3 separate regions of the Homo sapiens genome follow, and regions 1 and 2 are each linked to region 3. A link is a loop called in an ENCODE intact Hi-C map of the cell type or tissue named here. Cell type or tissue: natural killer cell. All regions are shown on one strand.

Region 1 (8,000 bases), 130 kb before region 3:
ATGTTTCTTGGGCTAGTCGGTCTGAGGACCTGAGGTCGTAGGTGGATCTTTCTCACGGAGCAAAGAGCAGGAGGACAGGGGATTGATTTCCTGAGGCAGGTCCCCCGATCCGAGTCACCACACCAAATTTCATGCACATCTGTGTGAAGAGACCACCAAACAGGCTTTGTGTGAGCAACATGGCTGTTTATTTCACCTGGGTGCAGGTGGGCTGAGTCCGAAAAGAGAGTCAATGAAGGGAGATAGGGGTGGGGCCGTTTTATAGGATTTGGGAAGGTAATGGAAAATTACAGTCAAAGGGGGTTTGTTCTCTGGTGGGCAGGGGCGGGGGAGTGGGGGCACAAGCTGCTCAGTGGGGGAGCTTCTGAGCCAGGAGAAGGAAATTCACAGCGTTAATCACTCAGTTAAGGTGGGGCAGGAACAAATCACAATGGTGGAATGTCATCAGTTAAGGTCGGGCAGGGTCTTTCACTTCTTTTGTGATTCTTCAGTTACTTCAGGCCATCTGGGCACAAGTCACAGGGGATGCGATGGCTTGGCTTGGGCTCAGAGGCCTGACAATAAGTTGTCTCATTGTAAAATAAGGTTAATAATAAATAATAATAATAATTCACATTGTAATTACAAGCATTCAATGAAATGGTGCATATAAAGCGCTTAGCACAGTGCTAGGTGCATGTGGCTAACACTCAATTAGTGGTAGAGATGATTAATAATATTGTTACCCTGAAAGTAACAGAACTAAACAGAAAACTGGGGGAACATTTTCAGGGCATTCATGCTTGTGATATCTCCTTCACTTGTGTAAAATATGAAGACGTTTCCTCTGTGTTCCTGAACTGTTGGGGTTTTGTTTTCTGTGCCCCAATAGGAATATTGCCTATTTCTCAGTGTTGTGCAGATTTTAAAAGATAACACAGGCAAAGAGCCTGACAAAGAATAGGTGCTCAGAACACATTATTTTATCCTTATTTCCTCATTGGATTTACCCTTTGAGCTGCCTGCTCAAATCATGGTGTTGACAAAATGAGTCAAACTCTGTAAAATATTTCAAGAGTTTTATTCTGAGCCAAATATGAGTTTCCATGGCCCATGAAAGAGCCGTAAGAGATCTTGAGAACCTGTGCCAAAGGTAGTCAGGCTACAGCTTGGTTTTATACATTTTAGGGAGACACAATACATTAGATGTCGATCTAATTTATTAATTAATATACATTAGATGTCGATCACTACTTTTAAGATGACATGGGTTGTGTCTGGAAAGGTGGACAAATCAAAGGTGTGGGGGGACTTCCAGGTCTTAGGTGGATTCAAAGATTTTCTGATTGGCAATTGGTTGAGTTTATCAAAAGGCCTGGAATCAATAGAAGGGAGTGACTGAGTTAAGATAAGGGGTTGAGGAGACCAAGGTTTTTATTATGCAGATGAAACCTCTAGGTAGCAGGCTTCAGAGATAATAGTAAATGTTTCTTATAAGACTTAAAAAGGTGCCAGACTCTTAATTCTCTCCTGGATCAGGAAAAAGACCTGGAAAGGGAAGGGGATTCTCTATAGAATGTGGATTTTTCCCACAAGAAACAACTTTGCAGGGTCATTTCAAAATATGTCAAAGAAATATATTTTGGGGTAAAATACTTCTATTTATTTCAGGGCCTGCCATCTGTCATGTTGATATCTTACTGCTACAAAGAGTCTGTTTTGTCAATCTTAAAGTTGCTGTTTGAATGTAAATACTGGTCAGATGTGCCTGAATTCCACAGGGAGGAAAGTGTAATGTGACATGCCTGACCACCTATTCCCATCATGGCCTGAACTAGTGTTTCAGGTTTAGTGTTTTAGAAGGCCCTTGGCTGAGAGAAGGGGGTCCATTCAGTTGGTTGAGGGACTTAGAATTTTGTTTTTGGTTTAATGATGGCAATTTGATTTTTTTTTTTTTTTTTTTTTTTTGAGACGGAGTCTCGCTCTGTCGCCCAGGCTGGAGTGCAGTGGCGCGATCTCGGCTCACTGCAAGCTCCGCCTCCCGGGTTCACGCCATTCTCCTGCCTCAGCCTCCCAAGTAGCTGGGACTACAGGCGCCCGCTACCACGCCCGGCTAATTTTTTTTTTGTATTTTTAGTAGAGATGGGGTTTCACCGTGTTAGCCAGGATGGTCTCGATCTCCTGACCTCGTGATCCGCCCGCCTCGGCCTCCCAAAGTGCTGGGATTACAGGCGTGAGCCACCGCGCCCGGCCGGCAATTTGATTTCTATGTCCTAATTTGTTCTCTGAGATAGGGTTTCCACTTGGCTTCTTAATAAGATTCATTTAGTAGTCTCTAATTTGGTTGGAGACATTTCTTTCATTTTAATTCTCAGGAGCATTCTTTCTAGACTATTGGGTATCTCAAATGGCTTAAAATGTCAGGTTTGGGCCACAGTAATGTATTCTCTGTTTTTTTTAATCAGAAAGTGGATGACACGTGTGTGCATGTCAGCAAACTCTCATTATTAAAAAGTTCCCTCTGTCCTTTAGTCTTTGACTGTCATGAGCAAGGAGACCTTTGGCCAGGGTAATAAAGATGACTAATGATGGGGCTCAGGACATACTACCCCAAATATGCCTTTTTGGCCTAAGGATTATTTTGAGCTATTTTGGGAAATAGCAAACACAGAGAAGCTTTGAAAACAAATTAGTTTTGAAAACAGTTATGATTTCATAAGATAAATTTACATCTGTAAAGAAAACCTCCATTGTAAGGGTGTCTCCTTTCTGCATCAGAAAGAAAAGAAGAACTAATTCCCTAGAGAAGGCATCAACTTAAATCTAGTTATCAAATATTATGCTTCTTTAACGGTGCTTTTCCTGGCCAACTTTTCTTTTTCTTTTTTTTTTTTTTTTTTTTTGAGACAGAGTCTTACTCTGTCACCCAGGCCAGAATGCAGTGGCATGATCTTGGCCCACTGCAACCTCTGCCTCCTGGGTTCAAGCAATTCTCCTGCCTCAGCCTCCTGAATAGCTGGGATTACCGGCAACCACCACCACGCCTGGCTAATTTTTGTATTTTTAGTAGAGATGGAGTTTCAACATGTTGGCCAGACTGGTCTCGAACTCCTGACCTTGTGATCTGCCTGCCTCAGCCTCTCAAAGTGCCGAGATTACAGGTGTGAGCCACCATGCCCAGCCATGGCCAACATTTCTTAATTGCATCATTCCCCTCAGCCTTCTCTCTTTGTTTCAGAGAAGGATAGTACTTAAGGGTGAGGTCTAGGATAATTCTTTGAGATCTGCTGCAGAGATTTACTCATTTCTCTGGGTTGTCTCCCATAGGTACACATTTTATCAGAATTCTGTTTGTTTTTCTCTTGTTAATTTGTCTTTTTTACAGAGAAGCTCAGAAAAAACTCATCAAGGTGAAAGAGAAAATTTATTGTTTTCTCCCCTACACTTTCTGGAACTTGGGCTCTGAGGCTGCTCTGGCTTAATCGGTCAAGCATCTGGGTCCTGGGTCTGAGTTCAAATCCTGATCCTTCTTGCTGTGCAAGCTTGGGAGAACGATCTCACCAACCTTGCACAGGTACTGCCCGTTTAAGATGTAGACCATAGTCCCTTTATTACAGGACCTTGTATGGATTAAATGAGTTACTGGGTGAAAAGCGCTGAGAAGAGTGCCTGTCACAGAGTAACTGCTGTTATTGCAAGTAAAGAATCAGAACTATGCTAAATTCACAGTCAGCCTGGGAAAAATGTCAAAAGGAGTGCACATGAATGGTCAATGGACCAAAGACCCTTAGATTTGATAAAGATATGAGCTTTGTGTCTTATTTCCTAATGTTAAGTAAAAATTATGAAAGGCTATTGTTTTGTATTAGGCCCCAACAGACCAGACTAAAAATCAAAATGGAGTCACCCATGCCAAAGTTCCATATCACCAAACTGAAAATAAGTTGTTATTTCATCTTCCCCAAAATCAGGACAGAGCAGTAACAGCCAATGTTCCAAGCAGACCAGTTTCCGTCTTTAATGAGCAGGATAACGAAGTTCCCTCTGTTTTAATCCTTACAACAAAAGTAACCCGACGTAACCTGATGCTAACAAATCTGTTATTTCTCTATTGTTCTGTTTCCTTGTTCTCACCTTGTAAGGGAGGTAACTTTCAAAGGACGAGTCCACATTTTGTTCTTTGCTTCTGGTTTCTTCAACCCCCTCTGTCTATAAAATGAATCCCCTCTGCTCAACTCTTTGGGACACTTATTCTATTTTATGGAATGAGACATTGCCCAATCCTAGAATTGCAATAAAGCTAGTCGAGATCTTCAAACTAAACGTGTAATTTTGTCCTTTGGCAAATCTGGTGACCACAAAGGAAACTGAAGGAGACTGCTGAAAACCCTGAGACCTTCTGAGAAACATAGGAAAAATGCTGTAGTCCCTTTTGGAGGGGCGGGGGTGAAGGGGTTCCTCTGTCTTTCTCATGGAGCTCCAGGAGTCATAAGTAAGTTCCTCTCAGGTTGGAGCTCTGTTGTCTTTTGCATTTGAGCTCCCTAATATCTTTGGCCTTTGGGGTACAAAGGGTTAGTTTATATAGTGAAAGAGCACTTGACTGTGTGTTACCAAGGGTTGCTTTGTGCTGTGGCAGGGCACATGACCTTTCGGTTTGTGGTGACTGATGAGTCACTGGCAAAAAAGCTGCAGTTTTTAAGGTAACTGATGGCAGTTACAATAAGTAGTTATTACTGAAGGGGGGCTCTTTATTTTTTTCTCTTCTTATATGCTGAGGTCTTATAGCTAAAGCCATGTCAGCTCTAAGAGACCCAAGATCATACATAAAAATGGGATCCTTAATTTATAAATATCTGAGTACTTCGCCTTCTGGTGTACTTGCCTTTTTCATGTCTAGGAGCTATGACCTTGGAAGCTGCAAATATTTACAAAAGTGGCAAAATCTTACTAAAGATAATTCAGAATTACAGGGCCATTATATGGAACATTCCAGATGAATAAGGCTGTTCATTTGACAAGCATACTTAAATCTCAAGTCTCTCAAATTTAGCAGAGAGAATGTCATTCTAATTATTAATAGCATTCAGAAGCCTCAAAGAGACAGAATTCTAACTTTTTTTAAATTAATTGTGAAGAACTAATAAAAAGCTAAAAAGGCTGGGTGCAGTGGCTCATGCCTGTAATCCCAGCACTTTGGGAGGCCGAGGTGGGCGGATCACGAGGTCAGGAGTTTGAGACAAGCCTGGCCAATATGGTGAAACCCTGTCTCTACTAAAAATACAAAAATTAGCTGGGCATAGTGACATGCGCCTGTAGTCCCTGCTACTCAGGAGGCTGAGGCAGGAGAATCACTTGAACTCGGGAGGCAGAGGTTGCAGTGAGCCAAGATCGCACCCCTTCACTCTGGCCTGGGCGACAGAGCGAGACGCCATCACACACATACAAAAAAGCTAAAAATGCAAGATATCATCCACATCAAGAACAGTAAAACTGACAGAATTCCTACTGCTCCTCTCTATCCCACTTTGCCTGAGTATTTAGTCTACTAACTCTCAGTCTGACTTGGCTTTCTCCTCTGAAAACAAAACAAAACAAAACAAAATAAAACCACAATTAAACAGTTTGCTTAAAGCCACTCAAAAATTCAGGAAATAATCCCAGAGTGACTTACACTCCCTAGGTGATAATAGAACTCAGCGCCATAGTTAAAAATTTTGCTAAATCTAGGGAAGGCCTTCAAAAGGTTTCTGAAGAATTCAAGGTCTTAATTGAAATTTATGACCTCAAGATATTTGATCTTTACCAATTAATTCACATACTAGTGAAAACTGGTGAAGCCCAGAAATGGATAAAAGAGGCAGAATGGTATTACTGGACAAGCTCCTACCTGGTCCATGTATAGGCCTAACAAAACCTGAAAAATCACAATTGAGCATTTGAAAGCCATTTCCAATGTGTTTCAGCTCCACGCCAACCAACAACCTAGAATGGCCTTTGGGTCTACCCCAGAGCACTTCTTCAACAAGCAACCCCTAAAACAGCAGTTGCTATTGGTGCAAACAACCAGGACATTGGAAAAGAGGCTACTCCCAAAATTTCAAGGAAAGTCCCTAAAAACAGCCTTTTCACTCCCTGATAATTTCCATGTTAACTATCAGGATTGATGGGCCTTAGAGGGAGCTGCTCTAACCTTCTACCGGTTGTTATCCAATCTAGGTAGACACCAGAGCCACTATTTCCATTTTCAACCCCACTATTATAGGACAACCACTCCTTTGGATAAAGAAGAAAATTTATATTGTAGGGAATATGAAATCAAGTTCTATTCTTGAATCCAGGCATAGAAAATGCCTTTTTGCCATGTTAGTTACAGGGCTTCATCCTGAAGTCAGTAATCTAACTAACAAGTAAGATAAATTCAAAAGACTACCTATCAACTATATGGTCCAAAAAATTCAACTTTTGACATTTGACTGGCTATTTTGAAACTTTTTGTAAAAGATATTTATCTCTATAATGAAAACCTCCATTTGTAAGGGCCTGTCCCTCTATTCACCTAAACCCCTAAAAACTTTACAATGGTGAAGACATGGGTATAAAGTTTACATAATAAACCTTACCTTTAAGGTGCTTTTCCTGGCCATTTTGTCTCAACTGGACCTATATCTATGCTGTTCTTTGTCTGGGGAAGTAATGGTGTTGAGATCTAAGTTCTGTGCCTTTGAGATATAAATTTTCTACTTTGTTTTACCTAAGAGTCGTGTCTTCGAAAGTGCAAATTTAGGGTTGCCTAATTATTATTTAGGGCAATGAAACAGATGATTGGGAGATTTATGGTATAAAATGGAGAGAGAAACTATTTTAACATTGAGAAATAAATAATCTTATAAAAGCTATAAGACCTGCTTCTGTCTGTGTGTCTATATGTTCATATGGGTTATGTGTATGTGATATTTCTCTCTGAAAATATATTAACGAGCTGTAATTAATAGCTTAAAGGAAAAAGTAAGCACTTTAAAATATTTTATCAGAAAAGTAGAAATTAACTCAGATGCCTTTTAGTGCATGTGACTTGGGTAAATCTGACTAGTTTAATATTTTTGCTTTAACAAAAACAGCTGTGTCTTCTGATCAATAAAATAGCCATGTATTTAACTTTAGGGTACTTGCTTAGGTGGCTACTGCCTAACATTTGCACACTGTAAAAATAGTTAAAAGGGAAATAACTTGAGATGATGGCTAGTTTTCTTCAATGTCTCCTACAATTTTTATAAACAGTTCAAACATAAGTTTTAAAGATGAGTAAATTAGATGAATGTGAATGAGGTAAAAGTTTACATATAAGCTTTTTCAATGATTATGGGCGGGGTGTGATTGCACTTTGGGAGACCATAGCAGGAAGATTGCTTGAGCCCAGGAGTTTGAGACCAGCCTGGGCAACATAGTGAGACCATTCTCTACAAAAAAATTAAAAATTATTTGGGCATGGTGGTGAACATCTGTGGTCCTAGTTACTTGAGAGGCTGAGATGGGAGATCACTTAGGCCTGGGAGTTTGAGGCTGCAGTGAGCTGTGATCACCCCATTGAACTCCAGCCTGGGTAACATAGCAAGACCCCATCTCAGATTAAAAAAAAAAAAGGTCATGTTTTATAAAACTTCTCCCTTTAAAAATCGTCTTAAGAATCCCTTTTGTGGATAAATGAAATCTTAAATGTATGTTATATTGAATTAAGTAGTAAATATTCATTAAATGTCTGAGTCATTTCCAAAATAAGGTTAAATACTGAAACGTTAATTGTTAACAGAAGTTTATTTTTGGTTCCTTAAATTTATAAAATGACAAATTATATTTGAGCCTGATAGTAAATGTCACACATGTCTGTATAGAAGACCACCTAAAACACGCTTTGTGTGAGCAACAAGGCTGTTTATCCACTTGAGTGTAAATGGGCTGAGTCTGAAAAGAGAGTCAGCAAAGGGAGATACCAGAGGGACAGCTTTATAGGACTTGGGTAGGCA
Region 2 (8,000 bases), 51 kb after region 3:
TCTTGCCTTACTATTATTTAACTACAGATTTCAGTCAGCTCAAGAGAGCATTTTTGCAGGAGGCAGAGAGAAGGAGCCCAAATGAGAAAGTGTCTTGTTACAAAATCCATTTTTCTGTAACGTTTGAGGCTTGGAGCTTCCATTTCAGGTTGACATTTTAAAATGTATCTGTAAGAACACCAGTAAGGGAACCGATAATGACACTGCATTTCGGAAGCCCTTTCACAAGATGGCTGGGGAGATGATTTATCATATTTATTTATTCCAATTTGTCAGCTAATGGTGGGGCCTGTATCAGGGCTGCACGCACTGGTGCTTGGCTCTGGTTTCAATGCCTCTGCCTTGCTCGCCTTTACCCCCGGCTTCTCCTCCTTTCCCAGAGGGTCCAGCTGCATCAGGTGACAATCCCTCTGCAACTGTGCAACCTGGAGGGACAGGGCAGTTTGCAGTTGGGCAACGGCCAGATGATATCATGCAGTTTCACTTCAGTTTCCCCAAAGTGAACTGGGTCAAGTGTATTGAGGGAAAAAGGCCATAAGTGGCTCAATACCAGACTGCATCCCTGGAAGCAGAAAGCATGACTCATGGGTAAGACAGAGACCCCACAGCAGGCTGGTCAACCAGTGTGCTGAGCCCTCACATACACCAAGCCTAGCAAGGCTCTGCATAAGTCCCAGTTTCCTCATCTGTGAAATGGACACAGGCCCTTTTGGAAAAGGCATTTGCCTTCTTACCTACAGAATGTATCTGCAAAGGGATTAACACTTAGAGCAAGCCTAGTCTATAGGGTTGTCTGTGTCCTGGGAACTTTACCCTTCTGAGTATCTTCTTAGTGCTAGTTTGAATTTGCCTCATTACACTGTTATTTCAGAACTCATAGAAAAGCCTGGCTTTTGTACTCACAGCAAGACGGAGTAATAGGAATGGAATAGAATTAGCAAGTACTAGCACAGTAATCACTAGCACATGATCGGGTGAGAGGTGATAGGGTTTGGGGGTCATCTTCCCTGAGTATAATGGGGTGTTCAATGGGTAGGTGGAGCACTGCCTTAAGGAAACTAGAGAAGCAGGTGTATTGGTTATCTATTCTCTGGTTCTGTTATCTGTTTGACAAGTAGCCCCTAAATTTTGTAACTTAAAATAATTATTCTCTAACGGTTTCTGTGAATTGGGAATTCAGGAGCAGCTTTGTTGGTGGTTCTGGCCCAAAGTCTCACATGAGGTCACAATCAAATGTCGGCCAGATACAGTCTTATGAAGGCTTGCCTGGACCCTGGGATCTGCTTCCAAGGTGGCTCCTGACCCTTCGTGGACAGCTCTGGTTCCTCCCCAGGGAACCTCCCACAAGGCTGCTGGGGCTGATGGCAAGGTGGCTGGTTTCCCCAGGGGGATGGGTCCAAGGGCACAAGACAGAAGCCGCGACATCTCCCATGACCTCACCTCAGAGGTTGTACATTGTCACGTCAGCTGCATGCTACTGTGGTCACACAGGTCACCCCGAGTGAATGTGAGAGCAAACTGCTCAAGGGTATGGCTTCAAGGTGAGGATGAGTGGGGACTACCTTGAAGCTGTCTACCATAGCGGAGAAGGTGCTATTTGGAAATGCAGGAAAACTGGATTTGAGGATGGGATTGTTGCAGGGGAAGGACAGGGAATAGCAGACAGATATCAAAACAGAAGCTTGGGGACCAAAGCCTAAACCATGGGCCAACTTACTCAAACTGGATCATGGATTATGAATCCATGCACAGGAGACTCATGACCTTAAGGAAACCTGCAAGGGAGGTGACATGACTCAGGCTGCAATACTAGCTTGACTCCTGTCACTTCACTGCAGAGGAATTTGTGAGCCAGGCAGGATCCTAATGTGCATCTCTGGGCCTGCTTTCTCCAGGCTGACTGATAGAAGCTGTGGCTTGATGCTGAGTTCACCATCAGGGCTGAGGCTGCTCAGGAGCTTCCTTTTCCAAGCCCAGATAGGTCTTAGAGGTAGGTAGAGTGGCCGTCCATGCAGGGAGAGCCCAGAGGCTGGAGAGCTAGCTAGGCTCTGGTTGCGTCTGTTTTGTGGCTAGGTGGTTGGTTTCGCCTTGTGTCCTTAGGAGGTCCAGGGCTGCCCACGGCCACCATTGGTTTTCAACTGTGTGAACAGACACAATGCCCCAGACCAGGGAAGAGAACACTGCGAGTGTGCAAGCAAACTCATAACCAGCACCCCAATGTGCCTTTGTTTGCCCTCTCCCCCTTGGCACATAGAACCAATCTAAAAAATTGCTCCCTTACACTTCTATCAAAATCTCAAATTTTCAAAGTCCTATCAAGAATATTATCCCATAAGCCAAGGCTAGAGATGAGTTTTCGTAATAACTTCACCAGACAAAAGAGAAAACTGAAGCTACAAGAGGCAAGACCTACCCAGAACCATTTGGCTGAGCCCAGCACTCTGCCCATGGTCCATGCACCCCTTGACCCTGACATCAGCAAAGCAGTCCCCATCACCAAAGTGCTATGTGCCATGTGCCCCTGGGAAGAAGAACCAATCTGAGATTGCAAACAATGGGAAAGGACCTCAACTCTTGTGAGGCAGCTCTAAGAACTTTCAGCCCTAGACCTGTACATTTTTTGTGATTTTTTAAAAATGTAACTCACCATGCTATACACATCCTTAGCACACATCCCGTACACAAGCTCACTCTGCTCCTGGCATTGAGCACCCAGGGTCTCTTTAGGGGACTCCCTTTTTCTCCCCTGAACGGGCCACTCTTTACCATCAAAATGAATTGCCTATCATCTGTACTCGGCTTTTTAGCAGTCACAAATACAGGGTGGGGAATTTATTGGATACCAGGTGTCCTATTAGCCAAAGTCCTTTCCAGCTCATGCTGCTGAATGAGCCAGGTCATGACCCCAACCAGGCACTCTGGTTAGAGCTCAGTGTAGACAGATGTGCACACACTGCTGGGCACAGAAGGTTTGGGAGTGTAGACAGAGGAAGTGAGTCCTGTCAACTGGGGCGGCTCCTGCACTGAGCAGTGAGGGCTGTGAGTGAGAACTCTCTGATGCTTCCTCTCTATGTAAGGCCCGTGAGCTTTATGACTTCCTTCTGGCTTGGTTGTAAGCGAAAATCACCTCAAAAGGGGCGTGGGTAAGAGCTACTAGCCTTCTTGGAATGCCTACTATGTGCCAGACATGAAAGCAGATGCTTTTTTCAAATACTTCTGTCGGATGAACTTTCTTATTATTGTGGTACAGATGAGGAGGCAAAATCATTTGTCTAAGACCCCACTGTTTCAGCTGCAAGCTTTCGTGGCTCCTCAGTTTGCATTTTTTCCTCACTGCAGTATCACTTTGTGAAGGAGGTCTGAAGTCTTCAAATGAAAATAGAGTTTTCTCCTTATGTAAGTATAGCAATCAAATGTTCTGGAAAGAACACTGTGCCCAGCCAAATTGCTCTAGATGTTCAGGGCAGGAGAGGGGCGGATATCCTGGTGGTGATGACCACATAACAAGAAGAGACAATGTGTGCTTAAGGTACCAGCATCTCAGGGTGGTCTAGTATTTCTCAGAGAATGGTCTGAGAGTTGGCCTCTCGTGGTATAGGTAAATTTTTAAGTATTTATGAAAATGCTTATATGTCTGGTTTCAGCCTGATTTAGTAATTTGCTTGTATAATCTCTATGTCTATTCTTGGTGGTCCAAAGGGCCCAGATTAAGAATTTTATAAACATCCTGCTGTGTTTAGTGTGTTATACCTCGGAGTATCTATTTCGCTAACCCAGATGGTGCCGTTACCACACACATATCCTGCAAGGGGAGGGAATTGTATTAACAAGTATAACCAGCAAAACCACAGCATTTCACTTTAGCAAAAGGGGCCGAAACAGGAAGCAGGTAAATTCCCTGCTCCCACACATCTACCATTCTCTCCTCCCTTCTATGAACTTAGAGTCTCTGGTTTTGTGGCCACTGAACTTGTCTCCACCTCTAGGGGCCAAATTGGGCACTGGGGGGAATTCACAAGCTTTATATTTAGCTCAAAATCACCTGGGCTATATGTGGGCTCATCACTTCCTTAAAGGTGGAAGAAGTTATAATTTCTTTTTTCTCTCTTCTCTTTCTCTCTCTCCATCTTTTCTCTTCTTTTCCTCTGTCATTTTCCCCTTCTCCTTCCAAGCATTATAGTCTTCCTTGGACCGCTTTTTCCGAATTGGCTTCCACTGGCCCATTCCAGAGTACAATTACTAGTACTGTACTACATTTCCAATAGTCAATAAGAAAGCAGAAGTGGCCACATTGGCTTCCCCTAAAAGCAGCATCAAATTTCAAGTACTTTCTTATATTACCGCCGCTCATTCCACCACCCTCTATAAGCACACAACTCACTGCTGAGCACATCATAAATGCTAAAAAGTAGTGAATAAATCAACGAATTAAATAATTCTTTTATTCTAATTTTTTTTGTACAGCAAGCCATTGTGAATAAGATGGTTCTTTTATCCCCAAAGAGGTTGCCTATTGACTGAAAGCCTAAGCACAGCTTCTGAGAGTCACAATGAGATCACATCTCTACTGTACTGAAAATCTTTTCAGGCACCAGAGAGAAAGGCCTGAGTGTGATTCTCCTTCCCTGGTTCTGAGTGAGAAGGTCATTAGCTCACTAGGTACTGGCAATTTCAAGAATTGCCAAAATGACAGTGATGTGATAAGAACAACTATCCTGTTGGGTCTTTGTGTAGTATTTTTCCTTTGAAAACAGCTTTATGCTAATTATCCCATATGAAACACAAAAAAAAAGGAAGTGTGAGGTCAATGTGGCTAAGATTTATGTCCGTTTTGCAGACGTGGATCTGAGATATCTCGTGATTTGCTGGTGGTTGCACAGGTAGTGGAAGAGCTGGGGTGGAAGGGTTTCTTCCTGAGCAGGTGGCTGTTCCTCCCAGAAGTCCTGCCTACCTGCCTTTCTCTTGCTGACAGCCATATCACCCACTTTGTTTAAGGGTCAAAACTGTCTCAGGTTGTTCTCACTGCTACACACCCACTAGCGCCATGACAAATTACAGATGCCATGGCAACATCAGGAAGTTACCCTGTATGATCTAAAATGGGGAGGAACCCTCAGTTCTGGGAATTGTCCACCTCTTTCCTGGAAGACTTGTGAATAATCCATTCCTTGTTTAGCCTATAATCAGGAAACAACCATAAAAACGGGCAACCAGAAGCCCTCAGGGCTACTCTGCCTATGGAGTAGCCATTGTTTATTCCTTTACTTTCTTAACAAACTTGCTTTCACTTAAGAAAAAAAAAAAAACTTTCTCCAGTAAAAATTTATGTTCACACCTAAAATTTGTAAACCAATGTGCATAGCATCTTTATTCATGATGGTTAAACACTGGAAACAATCCAGATGTCCATCAATAGACGAGTGGATAAGCAAAATGTATAATCCGTGCAATGGAATATTATCGGGCTGTCAAAAGGTATGAAGAGCTGACACATGCTGCAACATGGCAAAACCCTGAAAACATTATTTTAAGTGAAAGAAGCCAGTCACAAAAGCCCACATTATGTATTATTCCGTTTAGACGAAAAGCCAGATTAGGCAAATGTATATAGATGCAAAGTAGATTAGTGGTTGCCCAGCGTGGGGAGTTGATGAGGGTATTGGAAACTGATGGCTAATGGGTACGGATTTCTTTTAGGGGTGATAATAATGTTTTAAAATTTTTGATGGTGGCACAACTCTGTGAATATACAAAATCTCACTGGGTTGTATAATATAAAAGAGTGAATCATATATGTAAACTATATCTCAAGAAAGCTGTTATTTTTTTTTAAAGACTGACTCTCGGCTGTGGCTTTCATAATCTTCTTTGGCCATGGCTTTCCCCAGGGCTCCAAAGCTAGGCAGTGCCCAAAACTGTCTCCTCTAACTTTGTTTTACAGGGAGACATTCCTCCAACTCTGCCTGCTCAAATTTGTGGGGTGAAATCTGGTGCCTCTATATTTCCAAATACAAAGCGCTAGAGGTTAAGTTGTGTGCTTCTCAAATGTCAGTGTACATTCTGATCCCCTGGAGATCTTGCTAAAATGCAGATTCTTAACCTTTGGGTCTGGGACACAGACTGAGATTCTGCATTCTAAGAAGCTCCCAAGCAATGTCAGTGTAGCTGCCGTCCTCATTTTGGGAAGCCAAGGTGTCGACCACAGACCCAGAAGATGCAGCCTTTGACTCCTCAATGCCACCAATACAATTCAATCAAATATCAAGATTTTCAAAACATAGTCAATCGAATGTCTTTTTCCCACTCTCTATCCAATTATTAGGTGCATTTATAATGGAAGATTGTTAAACACGATTACCAACTTGGTGAAATCCTTTGGTACACAGTAATGTTTATGGAAAGCACCTAACAACTTGGTGGAGTATTTTTTCTTTGAACTGACTGAATTGGCCGTTTTTGGTTTGCATCATAGGGAAAACCCTGAGTTGTGCTAAGTCTGAGCTTCCTTAATCATTAACTATACATTTTAAAAGCACAAGATTAATTTCTGTGTTCCAAACACCAAACATGTTGTCATTTTGAGGAGTGGGCAGGTTCAGAGGACCTCCTTAGAAGGAGATAAAAGCCAAGAGATGATGAAGTTTTTATTTTTATTTCGTTTTATTTTATTTTATTTTATTTTATTTTATTTTATTTTATGGTAGAGATGGGGGTCTCACTATGTTGCCCAGGCTGGTCTTGAACTCCTGACCTCAAGCAATCCTCCCACCTTGGCCTCCCAAAGTTCTGAGATTACAGGTGTGAGCCACCACGCCCAGCCTGGATGGTGAACTTAACTTAGTTTTATAGCATCAGTGGATTGTGATAAGAGTTATGTACACAACTTAATTTTTGTTTAATAAGCATGTGGTGTGTATCTGTAACATAAAGAACACTATGCCTGTATCTCAGGAAGAGATATGTAAAGATGAATAAGATGCTGTCTGTGCCCAAAGAGAGGCCTTTATTCCTAGTCAGGGAGAGAAACAAGCTCACCAAGAAAAGCAAGAAATAAAAGGGAGAAGGAGAGAGCTTTTTGCTTGTTCTTGCTGTTTGATTGGCTTAAATTTTATCTCCATAGATTTTACTTTCTCCAGCTGCAAAGCTGAAGGCAAAGCTGAAGAATCCTGGACACTCTCCTTTGTTCAAATAAAACTTCTATTTACACAGGATTTGCTAAAGGAGTACAAGGAAATGGCAGAGATAGCATTAAGCTCACACAGCAGTTCCGGAAAGCGCCCCTTCATTGTTCTCAGGCTCGTACCTGCAGTAACAGGGCCTATAGGCTTTGAACACAAGACAACTGAGTTCGGAACCTCAGAAGAATTCTGGATATGGTACAAAAAAATTCAGGTTCAAATTCCTGTTGTGCTCAAGTTTAGATATACGATGATCATTGCTTTTTAAACCTGCTGGGGCTTATTTTTTCATCTGCGATATAAAGATGATTATACTAATTTCTTCAAAGGATGACATGAGCAGGAAATGAGCTAATGTATGGAGACAGTTTCATGAACTGTCCAGCACTCTACATATATAAGAGGTAATGACTGTTTTTCCTAGCCCATGTACTTCAGGTCTCGGCTGTCCCTCTCCTGCCCTCAGGTCTGGCAAACCCCACCTATCAACTAGCCATGGCTGCTGTGCTGTTTCAGGGCCCTGCTTGATGATCCAAGCGGATGTGGGGTCTTCCTAAAGACAATGCATTGTGATTGTGACCAGAAGGAAACTTAAGTCCAAGTCCTCAGTGAATTATCTGGGACTCAGTGTCTTCAGCTGTAAAATAAAGTTATTGACTACATTTTGAAATTCCGTTATAGAAATGCCTGCCCCATAAGCAGGCATGATTTATATTGGGGCACTGTATCTGTCTCCCGTATGAAGAAAAAAGCTTATAGTTCATTCTTTTTCTTCCCTGGGTTTTTGAGTCTAAGCCCTTATTTTCCACAAGCTGGGAAACT
Region 3 (8,000 bases):
CAGAGTCAAATGTAACTCTCAGCCTAAACCTGATAGTCTCTTTCTTCCCACCCAGATACAAGGTACCTTGACAACAATCCTTTAAAAATCAAATAAAGTCCCCCTTGTTCTGTGTTGATTTTTAAATTTTCACAGATTTCTCCTTTTGCTAAAGCCAAATGTAGCTGCACAACTGCTTTTACGTTCTTTGCAAAAAAGCTATTATATTAAAAAGAAAATGAGAACGCTAGGCTGTGCTGCCCAGTGGCTCCTAATGCCTGCATTACACAGACAGAAAACTGGGATTGGATCCTGCCCATTTTTCCTAAGGGGATGATGGTATAGAATCTGTTTAGTCAAGAGCAGAGGGTAAGAGAGGATAACATTTTTCTCCAAACAAAGGAAGGGCATGTATCCGCCAAAGGTTCCTGCAGCCAGGCCTAGGAATATCACCAGTGACCTGGCTTGCTTCCAGTGGGCCTGTTTGGTTTTGTCCTAGCATAGAACATAAACAGCATCCCATAGTCTAGGACAGCCAGAGGCTAAAGTGCCTGAGAGATTCTCAACCCTTTCTGTAACTATACATTTATTTTAAGTTCACTCCATGGACCTCCTCTAAACCCATAATTTTAACCTGAGTATCTTTTCTACTCGTTTTGTAGGTTTATATGTCACTGCTGTTTTATGCTACAAAGTTAATTTTCCTTTAATTCTCTTTATGTCATGATGAATTACTTACATTTAGGATCACTGTGTTTTTCTTTCTTTAGACAGAGACAGAGCACCTTAAGTAGTTATTCATAACATTGGGACCAAACTTTGGTAGTTTTCCTTTCTGACATCACAACTTGGTTCAGATTAACAAAGCAGTGGTCCCTGCCTCAGAAAGATGATTAAATTCCCAATGACAGCAAAGTTCACACAAAGCAGGTCTAACAAGAAGCCACAGTGTCTAGCGGCAGCCTGCAGTTATATGTGACAGGAAGCAAGGAGAGGGCTGGAAACTCCAGCTGGAGCAGTGCCTGACATGCCTTTACAGCCAGAAGTCTTTCATGTTTATTGATGCTAAGGAAACAATTATAATTAGTTATGGCTAACTAGGCAACATGAAATACCTTTCCATTTATTCTTAATTCTGTTTCTGCTCTTACTACCACCACCACTACCATTGATAGAAACTCTATGGAAAGAGGAAGAAGGGAGAGTCTGTGGGTAGAGGGAGGGATGGAGGATATTGGGCAGGTTGGAGCTAATGAAGGTAGTCTGAGGAACATCACACTATCAACAGTCTGTTCAGAAGGGAAAGTGATGACAACAGTGAGGACCTTTGTGGAGTGCTTGCTCTATGCTGGGCCCTGTTGTAGGTTCATTACCTGTATTATTTCACTAAATCTTCACTACAACACTATCAGGTAGGAACCATTATGATCCCTTAGAGTAAATGGATTGCTGCCACATTGCATGTAAAAGGGTGATGTTACATATACAAAGTAATATTGCATACAGATTGAAATCACATGTAAATTAAGATTGATATTGCATGTATGCAGATCATAGGTAGAAGGATGCATTGGAATCAAGGCCGTTTGTCAAGATGGCAGCACTCATTGGAAACTCTTCTTTCCTAGGGGTTACTATTTAAACCAGTGGCCTAGTTTAGAAAGTAACTTTGTGCCTCTTGGAAAAGGAGTTGGGAACAAAAGGAACTAGTTGCTCGTAGGAAAAAAGCAAACACAGAGAGGTTCTGAGATCTGCCCAGAAGGGGATCTGAAATCAAGACTAAGTGTGTAGTCCTTCACGAAGCAGCAGGCAAGGCTCATCTTAGGAGGAAGAAGAGGAAGCCATCATCTATGTGTCACAGGTGCTGAGGTGTAGGAGACCCCAACCCTCCAATCATCTTCCCTATTTAATTTGCTAATAATGCGTCAACATAGTAGACCCTGGCACACATTAGGAACTCAATAAATGTTACTTTTCTTATTTATTGGGTAAGATCCAAGTGCTTTATCCGTGAAGTACACCTTTCTGTAAATTTAGTTATACTGTCCATTCTCAAGAATTGATTTTAGGGCTGGGCACGGTGGCTCATGCCTCTAATAACAGCATTTTGGGAAGCCAAGGCTAGGAGTTTGGGACCAGCCTGGGCAACATAGTGAGACCTCATCTCTAAAAATGTTTAAAAAGTAGCTGGGCGTGGTGGTGGGTGCCCATAGTCCTAGCTACTAGGGAGGCTGAGATGGGAGGATCCCTTGAGCCCAAGAGCTTGAGGCTGCAGTGAGTTATAATTGCAAAACTGCACTGCAGCCTGAGTGACAGAACAAGACTCCAACTCACACACACACAACAAAGTTTTTGCTAAACAGAAGAGAGATTTTGGGGATATCTGGCAATAAAAGGAGAAAATACTCCAGGGGAGATGGATATGGGAAGGACAGAGTGGGACACCTAAGAGAAGCCCCACATGATTTTCCCAATATTGCCTGGGCAGCCCTAGGAGCTGAGGGATGGGACAAGGAGATACCAGCAGCCTGCAGAAAGCTGCAGAGCTGAACTTGCACACACACCATCCACGGACACCTGAATGCAGCCCATGTTTATGCCATAGCATGTGCTCTCTCTTATAAGCCTCATGCACCCGCTATGTTCCTTTAGCAGGAAAGCCATAGATTATTTTTCCAGTGAGTGGCCATTTGGAGGGAGATGTGCAGGTATTCGGTTTACAACCTCTCCCTGCTTGTTGCACAGCATAGGAAGGTGTGGAATGTATGATGGCACAAATAGTAGAACCTCCTCAAAATACTCTGAAACCTTCATCCTTTGCAAACCCAGAGGCTCCTTCCATCCTCCACTATTCTCTTTCAAAAGTCAATTATTTTAATCATAGCAAAGCTTTCTTGACCCCATATGTGTCCCAACAACCAAATGACAGTCTCAACAACATTTACCTGTTAGCTATGGATTCTAGTCTAAAAGGACTCATGTTGCTTTCATCTTCCTAGATCCAGTGCCTGGCACAGTGAAATAATTCAAAAATGTTTGTTGAACCCTTCGGTGATTTTACTATGTGCAGAAATGTATATCAAAATATTCATTGAAACATCTCAGCCCTGGATCTAAGAGTGGGTTAGGTGTAGGAAGAAAGGGTAGTGTACCAAAAAAAAAAAAGTAATATATGGTTTCTGTCTTCTAGAAGTTAAAAGCACATATTCAAAAGACAGGTAAGTAGCAACAGGCATGGTATGGTTAAACACTAAAATTAGTCATTTACATATTATCTGTTTTTCTCATACCCTCACTGTGCATTAGAAGCTTTGTAAAAACTACAGATGCCTGCAGTTCACACACAGAGATTCTGATTAGGTCTGTCTAGTCAGAGTCTACATTTTTAAACAGTCCACAGGCGATTCACATGCGTATCCAGGATATGAATCACTGTAACAAGTGCTAGAGAACAGAATTAAAACAGCTACCAGCAAGAACCAGAGTGGGGGGAGGAGTCTCACGGCACGATTGGAACCTCTTTTGAACCCTGAATCATACAGAGAATTTGGATTGTAGGGATGGAGAGGGGAGAGCCTTCTGGTTGGGAGGAAGAATTGAAGACATTGTGAACAAAGGAGGTTGAAAATTAGGGAGAATTAGGGAGCTATTGTTTAAAGGATACTGAATTCCAGATAGGAGGAATAAGTTTAAGAGATCTATTGTACAACATGGTGGCTAACCACAATGTATTGTGTACTTGAAAATTACTGAGTAGGTTTTAAGTGTTTTTGCCACAGGAAATGATGTGTGTGAGGTAAAATGTATGTTAATTAGCTTCATTTCCCCGTTCTATAATGTATATATGTTGTACCCCATACATGTATATTGTTTTTTATTTGTCAATGAAAAAAGCAAATTAAAAATGCCAATGTTAATTTAAAAAAAAGAGTTGAAAGTCAAATGGATACCTATTTGCTTAGTGGCAACCACATCTCAGAGTAAGGTGCAGAGGTGCCCATGTGAAGATGGGCACTGGTTGAGGTAGCACCACCTGCCTACCTGATGGCAGAAAGAATATCCTTAATGACCAAAGGAAGGCCACAGAGGGAAGGTAGGCTTTGGCCATGTGAAACCAAAGAAAATGGCTGAGGTGACTCAATCAATCTAGAGATTTATTCTGCCAAGGTTGAGGACGCACCCAGGAAAAAGGAACACCTGTGATTTGTGCTTTTTCCAAAGAGGGTTTGGGGTCTTCAACGTTTAAAGGGGAAAGAGTAAGCAGTTGGGGAAAGAGGAAAGAAAAAATAAAAAGGGAAGAATACATAAAAGAGGCAAGCAATGGCATTCTTTTGAAGCTAGATCCGTGTTCACTGAATCCACATTTTAAATGTGAAAAGAGGGGACAGAGGAATAGTCAACTATGCATTGGCTCCAGCTCAATGAATCTGCATTTTTAGGTAAAATAAAGTAAACATAGAGTAAAGGAAGCATTCAAATATGTATTTGTCTCAGGTGAGCAGAGGGATGACTTCTAATCCTGTCTTTGTTCTGTACCTATGAAGATAAGCTGTTGATTTACATTATCAGGGTGAAATTCAACAGAACTCTGTTTTAGGGTAAAGATCTTGGGGTGCACAGAGAATTTTCTTGTGAGTGAATTGTGAGGGAGGGCCCCTGGGGAGGCCTGTAACCTTCTACCTTTGTAGCTATCTATTTAGGAACAAAATGAAAGGCAGTTTTGGGTGACTCAAGCTTTTTTTTTCCCCTTTGGCATAGTGAGTTTGGGGTCCTGAAATTTTATCTTCTTTTCACAGCCATAGCCTGGGAAGTAGGACCCCTTTCTTTGTACCTGCAAAACAGCTGTGGATGGCTACAAAAATGGTCTTGAAAAAATGTTGAGATAGACAAAGAAACACATGCATTCCCAATCACAGATTTCATTATTAACTCTATCTCAAGAAAGGTGCTTGAGTTTGAGGTCCCACATTCTTGGAATGGTGACTACTGGGAGCTTCACCTTAAGGGTTGAGGATGTGTTTCCTTGGCTTCCCTCAATTCCCAGATTATCAAGTTTCTTTCTTTCAGTGACTCAGTGACAAAAGTCTTTTGCCTTTCTACTTCCTTTCTAGGGAGTAATAAAGAAGAGGGGTATGAGTGGGACTCAGGGATAAATGGAGGTAGAGAGGAGGTTCAAGAGATGAACCAAAAACATCTTAAATAAAAAATGCTCCCAGCAGAGGGTCAGGGGTGGATGTGCCTGATTCTGAATGCAAGTCAAATATGCATTTGTCTCAGGTGAGCAGAGGGATGACTTCTATCTCTGTCTTTGTTCTGCACCTATGAAGATAAACTGTTGAATATAAGATGTTCCTACCTGTTCTAGGGCAAGACAAGATAGTTAAAAAAAAAAAAAAAGAGGTGATGGTAGATGCTACCCCAAATGGAAAGGTGAGGGGTTATTGATGGCACACACCAAATTTAGTAAGCTCACTTATGACACCCAGTAAGGACTGTTTCATTGCATGAAGCACTTTTTGTGCAGGTGTAGGGACAGATCAGAAGATTCTGGAAAAGGCAGATCACCAAAGAACTCAAGATGTACTGATATTTTGCCAGTTTCCTTCATCAACAACTTGTCTTCTTTACCAACTAAGGGCAAACAAAGAGAACAAACTAAAAAAAAAAAAAAAAGAAAAGAAAAGAATTAAATAATTAAACAAAGAACTTAAATAAGAAGGTAAGACCCCCCCCCCAAATCTCCCAAGATAGTGAGAAATGTATTTGCGTCATGTCTGCCTAACAATGAGCTATTATTAGGATGGTAGAAAATAGCAGCAAGTAAGGACTACAGATTTCACCCAGAGGCAGAGCAGACAAAAGAGACAACAGTTTCCTGGGAAAGGAAGATGATTCCAGTTTAATTCATCCAACAAAACTCTTCCAAGAATGAGACCAGAAACCCTAACTGCATCTTGGAGGGAGCTGGAGGCTTTCCCATCACAATGAGGCCAACTGCTACCATGGGTGCCAGTGCCAGAGCCACTGTCTGCAGGCACTATCATGTCTGTGTGGGCCAAGGAGCAATCTAAATTAAGATGATCATCTAGGTCCTCAGGCCCTCAGGGTGAGTACATATTGCAGCAGTTTCAGCCTGTTTCATGCCCTCCATCTGCAGATCTACAATGTCTATAGCCAGATTCACTGACCCCCAACCCCTCAACTTCAGATCTCAATCCCCAGAACAATGTGGGCTTAAGACAGGAAATATTGAAGCGGGTTTAGCACTTCCTCCTCCTCCCCCAACAGCAGTGGCATCCTGGTGTTGAGTCATTCTCCAGATTAGGTTGAACCAGCTGACCACTGGGCTCCCTGTGTGTCACCTGAGTCACCCTCACTCTTGATTTGGCCTAGGGGTCCTCAGTGGGCTTCCGCCCCCACCCCTGGGTTGCAACTCTCTAGTCGAATAACATTCCCACTGTAATTACAAAACTCCTATACCCAAACTTCTTCCTGGGAAACACTGAAGAGTGTTGCACTTTTCCTTCTTTCTTTCTCTCTTTCTTCCTTCCTCCCTCCCTCCCTCTCTTTTCTTTCTTTCTTTCTTTCTTTCTTTCTTTCTTTCTTTCTTTCTTTCTTTCTTTCTTTCTTTCTTTCTTTCCTTCTTTCTTTCTTTCTCTTTCTTTCTCTCTCTCTCTTTCTTTCTTTTCCTTTTTCCTTCCTTCCTTCCTTCTTTCTTTCTTTCTTCCTTTCTTTCTTTCTTTCTTTCTTTTCTTTCTTTCTCTTTCTTTCTTCTTTCTTTCTTTCCTTCAAAATGGAGTTTCACTCTGTCACCCAGGCTTGAGTGCAATGGCGCCATCTCGGCTCACTGCAACCTCTGCCTCCCAGGTTGAAGCGATTCTCCTGCCTCAGCCTCCTGAGTAGCTGGGATTACAGACGTGCACCACCATGCTCAGCTAATTTTTGTATTTTTAGTAGAGACAGGGTTTCACCATGTTGGTCAGTCTGGTCTCGAACTCTTGACCTCGTGATCCACCCACCTCGGCCTCCCAAAGTGCTGGGATTACAGGCATGAGCCACCGCGCCCAGCCATGAGTTGCACTTTTCGACCTTGGTTCTCATCTCATCCTTGGTTCAACCATCTTGTCTTGCTCTTGATTTTCCTGAAATGGGAGAGTTCCCTGACCCCCCTCACAGAACATGCAACAGGGGTGTGGCTTGTCTGTTCAGCTGCCTTACCTCCCTTATAGGAGTGGGAGCATGCAGACGGGCAGGTGCAAGAGCCAGGACAAGCACTTTTGGGCTCAGGCTCCATGGTAGCATCTAGGGGTGGGTGCCTGCAACTCCCAAAGCCCAGGTGGGTGTGTTACAGTGCTCTTTTAGCTCTGCTGTCTGCAGATGGCTTAAGTGTTAACCAGCTCAGTGCCCTCTTGGTACCTGAGTCCTTGTTCAGTATCCAGGACGAATTAGGTCACATGGACGAATTGAAGGTTGGCAAATGCAGGGGACTTTGTTGTCAGATGGAGATGGCTCTCAGCTGGAGGGATGGGGAGCTGAAGAGGGGATGAAGTAGGAAGAATGATCTTCACCTGGAGTTTGGCTGTCCTGCAGCCAGTCTCCTCTCCAACCATCCCCAGATGAACTCCTCTTGATGTTCAGATATTCCTTCTTTTCTCTCCTTCTCTGCCAGGCCCACTTTTCTGCCTCTGCTCATCTACTTGTGGAGCATGGGATTTGGGGTTTATATGGGTATGAGATAGTGGGGCATGGTGGGCCAGAAGGCAACATTTGGGTGCAAAAAGAGAAATGCCTGTTTCTATTTAGGGCCATGGGTTTCCAGGCTTGAGGGTGGGGCCTTTGCCAGGGAACTGCCTTCTTCTACCCAGTATTTCCCTGTCTCTTGTCCATATCAGTACCTCTCTCCTTATCTGAGGTTAAGATCAGGGGAGTCTTTAGCTCTGTATCTTAGTTTAGTGTTGGGGTCTGGATTTCTGGGGAACAAATCTGCCAGAGGCTGGCACCCTGCCCTGAATTCCAAAAAT

What was found. Peaks named below come from ENCODE experiments on the same cell type or tissue, not always from the same donor. Only the 100,000 strongest peaks of a DNase experiment are listed, where the experiment ranks them.
Region 1: it touches region 3 in a loop (10-fold over the local background); 4 of 110 quality-filtered maps call a loop at or near these places.
Region 2: a loop joins it to region 3, with 6 times the contacts of the local background. A loop is called at or near these places in 7 of 110 quality-filtered maps.

What each region holds. Positions count from the first base shown.
Region 1 is chr1:221,958,484-221,966,483 of GRCh38, reverse strand. All of the region lies in intron 1 of LINC02257 (long intergenic non-protein coding RNA 2257), which reads left to right. LINC02474 (long intergenic non-protein coding RNA 2474) reads right to left here and starts at 74. Exons shown (of 3, transcript NR_149071.1): 1 at 1-74. RefSeq lists an enhancer at 388-1,000. In natural killer cell, no CTCF peak of the experiment used is centred here; a DNase peak (open chromatin) is centred at 4,613.
Region 2 is chr1:221,773,800-221,781,799 of GRCh38, reverse strand. No RefSeq gene overlaps it. Among named protein-coding and RNA genes, the nearest start is that of DUSP10, 36 kb to the right of the region's middle. RefSeq lists enhancers at 2,841-2,890, 3,941-3,990, 4,021-4,070, 4,141-4,230. In natural killer cell, no CTCF peak of the experiment used is centred here; DNase peaks (open chromatin) are centred at 3,089, 3,489 and 3,819; H3K27ac peaks cover 3,224 bases.
Region 3 is chr1:221,825,260-221,833,259 of GRCh38, reverse strand. It overlaps LINC01655 (long intergenic non-protein coding RNA 1655), which reads left to right. Exons shown (of 4, transcript NR_125989.1): 4 at 5,504-5,594. Among named protein-coding and RNA genes, the nearest start is that of LINC01655, 11 kb to the left of the region's middle. In natural killer cell, no CTCF peak of the experiment used is centred here; DNase peaks (open chromatin) are centred at 3,419 and 6,259; H3K27ac peaks cover 4,580 bases.